Linked DNA regions of Homo sapiens: region 1 is linked to region 2. A link is a loop called in an ENCODE intact Hi-C map of the cell type or tissue named here. Cell type or tissue: dorsolateral prefrontal cortex. All regions are shown on one strand. Links, peaks and the distances in the headings refer to the core of each region. The heading gives the core; the rest is flanking DNA.

Evidence for each region. Peaks named below come from ENCODE experiments on the same cell type or tissue, not always from the same donor. Only the 100,000 strongest peaks of a DNase experiment are listed, where the experiment ranks them.
Region 1: it touches region 2 in a loop (3-fold over the local background); 9 of 110 quality-filtered maps call a loop at or near these places.

What each region holds. Positions count from the first base shown.
Region 1 is chr9:113,653,943-113,656,851 of GRCh38, reverse strand. The region is part of intron 2 of LOC105376223 (a long non-coding RNA gene); the gene reads right to left. Among named protein-coding and RNA genes, the nearest start is that of RGS3, 190 kb to the right of the region's middle. In dorsolateral prefrontal cortex, for the core only: CTCF peaks have their summits at 1,054 and 1,263 (motif pointing right); a DNase peak (open chromatin) is centred at 1,291; H3K27ac peaks cover 703 bases.
Region 2 is chr9:113,530,949-113,533,857 of GRCh38, reverse strand. All of the region lies in intron 16 of RGS3 (regulator of G protein signaling 3), which reads right to left. Among named protein-coding and RNA genes, the nearest start is that of RGS3, 69 kb to the right of the region's middle. In dorsolateral prefrontal cortex, for the core only: no CTCF peak of the experiment used is centred there; no DNase peak of the experiment used is centred there.

The sequences.
Region 1 (2,909 bases), core at 182-2,681, 120 kb before region 2:
TGCCTTCTTGGAGGGGAAGCCTCCCACCTCACAGCCCAGTGTGGGTTGGTTCTGTCCCCACGGCTAGCCCATCAGGATTCCTGAGGATAGGGGCCCTCCACAGCACCCTCTCCTCCCCATCCTTTCCAACTCATGGGACAGGAGGCTATACAGTCATCTTGGAAGATCTGAGGGCAGGAGACTGTCCAGGATGGTCTACTTGGCTGGGCTGGGAGGAGAGTAGCACACTGGGTTTGTGGCCACCATCCCCAAGGCCCTGGATGTCAAAACTTCTAAATTTTGTCTTACAGTGTTAAAGGGCAGGCTCTGGAACCACATTGCCTGGATTGAGTCCTAGCTCCACCACTGAGCAGCTGAGTGACCTTGGGCAAGCTACCTAGCCTCTCTGTGCTTTATTTCCCCATGTGCAAAACAAGGATAATAGTAGGGCTGTTGTAGCATATATGTAAAAAGCGCTGAGTTCAGCAGCACATGGCAGAGCAAGGGCTTATAGAGTTATTAGCTACAATTGTTACTACCAGGTTCAAATCTAGCTGCATCTCTGTGATCTTGTACAAGTCAGTTAACATCTGGACCACCAAAGCCCAGCCACTGTCCCCTGGCATCTTGAGTGTGCTTGTGCACACACACACACAATGGATTTTGTTTTGTTTTGTTTGAGACGGCGTCTTGCTCTGTCGCCCAGGCTGGAGTGCAGTGGTGCGATCTTGGCTCACTGCAACCTCCACTTCCCAGGTTCAAGCAATTCTCCTGCCTCAACCTCCCGAGTAGCTAGGACTACAGGTGTGCGCCACCACACCTGGCTGATTTTTGTATTTTTAGTAGAGATGGGGTTTCACCACGTTGGCCAGGCTTGTCTCGAACTTCTAACCTCAAGTGATCTGCCCGCCTCAGCCTCCCAAAGTGCTGGGATTACAGGCATGAGCCACCGCGCCCGGCCCACACAAAACGTTTGTTCACTTGTTTACTATCTGCCTTCCCTATTGCAGACCTGAACGTAAGCTCCATGAGGCAGCGCGTTGCCGTTCATCAGCGAAGCACCAGCTCCCAACAAAGTGTCTGGCAAATAATAGGTGCTCAGTCATTATTCCACAAACAAATGAACAAATGTGGACCTTCTTCATTTGTCAAACAGGGGATGATCATTCCTCTCTCACAAGGCTACTGTTGGAAATGAACGAGATCACAGCACATGGAAGCCACACTCAGTTTTCCTCCACGAGTGGGAGAAGCATCTGGGGACGGCTATCTTGGAAGTGGACGCCAGGAGGCAGCAAAGGGCCAAGTCACTCAGGACACACTTAATCCTTGCCAAGGATTTCCAACCCGCCAGCAAGCAGGAAGAGGGAGCAGAAAAGAGACGAGGGGGGCCCTCTTGCAGCTCCTGCCAAGTGCCAGGGAGCTGTAGGCTCTCGTGGAGCAGATTGATGCACCTCACTCGTTCCTTCAGCAAGCCTTAATTGAGTCACAGAGAGGTAAACAGACAGATTCTCACTCTTGTGGAGCTCTGAGCCTAGCAAGGAGACAGTCTCTCGACACAATTAAAGGAAGCTGTCTGCGCTGAAGGCAGCAGGTCTTCAAGTTTCCTTGAGCACAGTGACCCTGTATTTTAGGCTGAGATGTGATAGCTGAGCAAGAGTTAACCAGGTGAAGAGGAAGGGAGGTGGTGAGAGCTTCAGACAGAGGGAACAGCCTGTGCAAAGGCCCCAAGGCAGGAAAAGGCAAGTTCATTTCATCTTTGGCCCAGAGACAAAAAGTGACTCTCCAAGATCACACATTGAGAAGCAGAGCCCAGCTTTCTGGCTCTCCCTCCAGGCTCCGTCCCGCATCCCTAGTTTCCCTTCCAACAAGCTTCAGCTCTGCTGTAGCAGCAGCTGGGCCGGAGGCAGAGGAATTTTGGCCCGGACACAGCCTGACCCAACTTCCCCAGAATATGAGCTCATAAGAGATTTTAATTTTGATGTCTAGACTAAGACAATGACCAAATGTCCTAGGGCGAATGAGGCTGATAAGAGCCTATATTTGGGGAAACGAGGCAGCCCTCTCTGTTATCATGTTTCAGAGTGGCCCTTGGCCAGGGCAAGGGGGCTGCGGAGGCCGGCGGAGCTAAGCATGGAGGTTTCTAACGCAGTGAGGGCATTGGCTGGGACTCAGAGATGCTTGGAAAGTTGCAGTTAAGACTGACCCTCATCTAGATGAGCATTCCAAGGAGCCTTAGCATGGGACAGGGCAACCCTGTTTTATCAGTGGGAATAGATAAGGTTATACTGGAAACAAAACAACTGCTAAATCCAAGAGGCTTCAAACCATAAAGATATATTTCTCATACAGAGTCAACTCCATGCTGGCTGGGCGTGGCCCCTGGGTACCAGGCCAGGAGGAGAGCAAGGGAAAACTTGGAGCATCTGCAATTGAATGCTTCCACCCAGTGGCCACAGCCAGCTGCGTCCATGCCCAAGGTCAAGGTGGTGGCTTGGTGCTGTCATACCGTGTGCTGGAGGAGGAAGAGGCCCAGGGACATAAAGCAAGCACGGGCGTCCATCTCCCCACCGTGGCATGAATAGAGATGCCTGGGAAGCCACAGTGGGAGCTGGATCTCATTTAGCCAGTTGTCCCAAAAAGACAAGGCCTTGGGCTGGGCAACCTACCTTGGACAGTTGTGTCATTCATGAGCAATTACTCTCTGCCCCGTGCTCCGGGGGTGTTAGGACATTTAATCCTCCCAACAACACTCTTAGGTAGATGCTGATGTTCTGCCCCATTTTACAGATGAGAAAACTGAGTCATAGAAAGGTTAGATAATCTGGCTGAGTCCACCCAGCATGTCAATGCCAGAGTGAGACATCACACCAGGCGTCCCACCTGTGAACCTGTGCCCCTAGCTGCCAAACAGGTGTTGAGAAAGACTG
Region 2 (2,909 bases), core at 190-2,689:
GACCCCAAGATTTCCCAGGGAGAAGCCGGGTGAGGCAGATGCTGACCAGAAGGCCCTCTGCTCCCTGTCTCCAGTGTTCCCATGTAAAGGTGGGGGGTGAGGCAGGAACTGTGGTCCCTTCCAGCTTGGAAAGGCCATCACTCCATGAAGCTGGCCCTGGCCCTGGCCCGAGCCTCCCAGCCCTGCTTCTACCCAGTTGGGTGGGCTTCAGCAGATTCCTTAATCTCCCTGGGCCTCCATGTCCTCTTTTCTTTCTGTTCTGAAGCAGGAATTCTGCCTTACTAATAATTCCTTTTGTCTGATTATCAATTTTAAAAAGAACTTTCCAGCTGGGCACGGTGGCTCATGCCTGCAATCCCAGCACTCTGAAAGGCTGAGGCAGGCAGATCACCTGAGGTCAGAAGTTTGAGACCATCCTGGCCAAAACGATGAAACCCCGTCTCTACTAAAAACACAAAAATTAGCCAGGCATGGTGGTGTGCACCTGTAATCCCAGCTACTTGGGAGGCTGGGGCAGGAGAATCGCTTGAACCCAGGAGGCGGATGTTGCAGTGAGCTGAGATCGCACCATTGCACTTCAGCCTGCGTAACAGAGTGAGACTCTGTCTCAAAAAAAAAAAAAAACAGAATTTTCCCACCCACGATCTCATGCTGATCTTGGCAATGCAGTGAAGAGGCAGGAAGGGCATGGATTGTTGTCCCCATTTTATGGAAGGGAATGGCCAAGGTTCAGAGCAGCTAAGGACCTCCCTGAGTCTCATCGCCAATGAGGAGCAGAGCTCCAGCTCAAAGCCTTGGAGAACCACATGCTGGGATCTCATCTCCAACACCTGGGGAGGTCTCATCACCTGGTCAGGCTGCCACACCTGTGGCTGGCAGGAATGCTCCCTCTTGCAGACTGGACCAAGAGGCGACCAGAATGCAAAGCCTCCAGGAGAAATTCTGTAGGTAGCTGGGTCTCAGAGCAGCTGCAGAGTTCGCTGGCAGCTTTTTGTATAACTGTCCACTGCTCTAAGCTCCAGGATGGTGTCCCCCTCCCTACAAAAGTATGAAAGAGCTCCCCCCATCCTGGGAGGGCCTCTCACAGTGAGAGAGCCACCTACCCTCAATACTGAGGCAGCCCCCTCAAATCCCATGCCCTGCACAGTGCTAAGCCCCTTACCAGTGATACCTCGACATTTCTTCCAACGACACTGCAAGGTAATAGCCATGATTATGCCTGTTTTGCTGACACCACAAGAACCACCCTCTGCTGCCCTGCCCCATGGGAATCTCCTTTGGAAAGCCATTATTTCTTCACCTGAGATGGTGACCGTATTGCCTGTCTCAACAGCAGAGTGTAGGGCTGGGTCTCTGGCTCTCAGAGCTTGAAGCTGTAATACTAGAGGACCCAGAAGGCTTCCAAGGCAGGGGGCAGAGCTGGCTGGCTTAGATGGGCAAACATTTTCGGGAGACCTAAGCTTTGGTCTCTCTCTCTCTTGGCCAAGCCAAGAGAGAGAGCACTAAGCCAGCTCCCTCCAGGGAGGCTGAATTCCCATCTGCCTAAATCTGTCTAAATTGGGGACACTCATTACCTTCCTGGCTTCCCTCACAGGTAAACCATCTCTTTTAATCCAGGGTGTGATCCAACTCGTCAGTCCCAACACTGATGCCCACTGTGCCCTCAATAGCAGGCTCTGTGGTCAAGGCCATAAGCCACCCTGAAGGCTTCCTCACATAACTCACTCAGACGGTGCCTCCTGACTATGGGGTGGTCAGCCAAGCACAGACCTTTCAGATGCACTGGCCCTGGCCCAGAAGCACTGGGCACAGACCTGTGCATTTAAACATGGGCATCCTGAAATCCAACCAGACACCCAGCTCCTCTTGGCCTCTTTAAAATCCCGCTCTTGCCTTACCTCCTTGCTCCTGAATTAACTGTATCTTTGTAAAAAACAAAACCTCTTCAGCCATAAATTAAGTTGGTTCATTTGCTTTGATAAAAATTCTGTCATTTAATTCAGTTCTCCTAATGACCCTATGACATAGGTAGGAAGGAAAGCAGCTGCTACCATTTTTCAGATGAGAAAACTAAGGCTCAGAGAGGTTATGTCACTGGCCCCAGGAGGTCTCGGGAGAGGAGAGATTCACTGTTTGTCTTCTGCCTCCTCCAGAGTCTGTGATCTTACCATATTTGTATAACTGTATATGCACATTACAAAGAATATGAGCTATTCCTCTTAGCTTTCTTCTTAAAAGACCAATAAATCATTTGTGATTTCTCTAATGGAGAGTAAATGAATATGAAGAGCCCTTCCCCTTGTTTTGAAACTGACAATAACAATAGCTACCATTTATTGAGCGCTCACTGTGTGCCAGGCTCTGTGCTAAGTGCTTTGGATGCAAGTCTTATTGAATCTCATTTAATCATTACCACAACCCTGCAGGGTAGAACCAGCCCCATTTCAGAGATGAGTTTGTAACTGGCCCCAGATCACTCAGAAAATGGCAGAGCCAAGATTCAAATCTAGGTTTTCCTAACTCCAAGACTCTTAAATTAATGGAGCCAACATCAGATTCTAGGTTAGAGAATAGTCCCTGACCAATGTGCCCATGGACCCAACTGACTTCAGAGCCTTCTGTGTTCTGAAGCCAATTGTGGGCTGCATCTGTCCAGTGTATTTGCAGGAACTGAGAAACACACCTGTCCAGGCAATAGAGACCCAGAGCCCAGGACTACTTTCGGATAACACCACCCAGGATCTTGCAGCTAGAGAACAATCAGAGCTGCCATCACCCAGGCAATTGGGCCTTTCTCAATACAGAGTCAAAAAACTTCTCCAAATCCTGACTCTCTTTTTCTTCTCTGGATGCCACCTGCATGTCAGGCAATGAAGAGAAATCACTTGTCAGAAGTTCCAACTAAGATG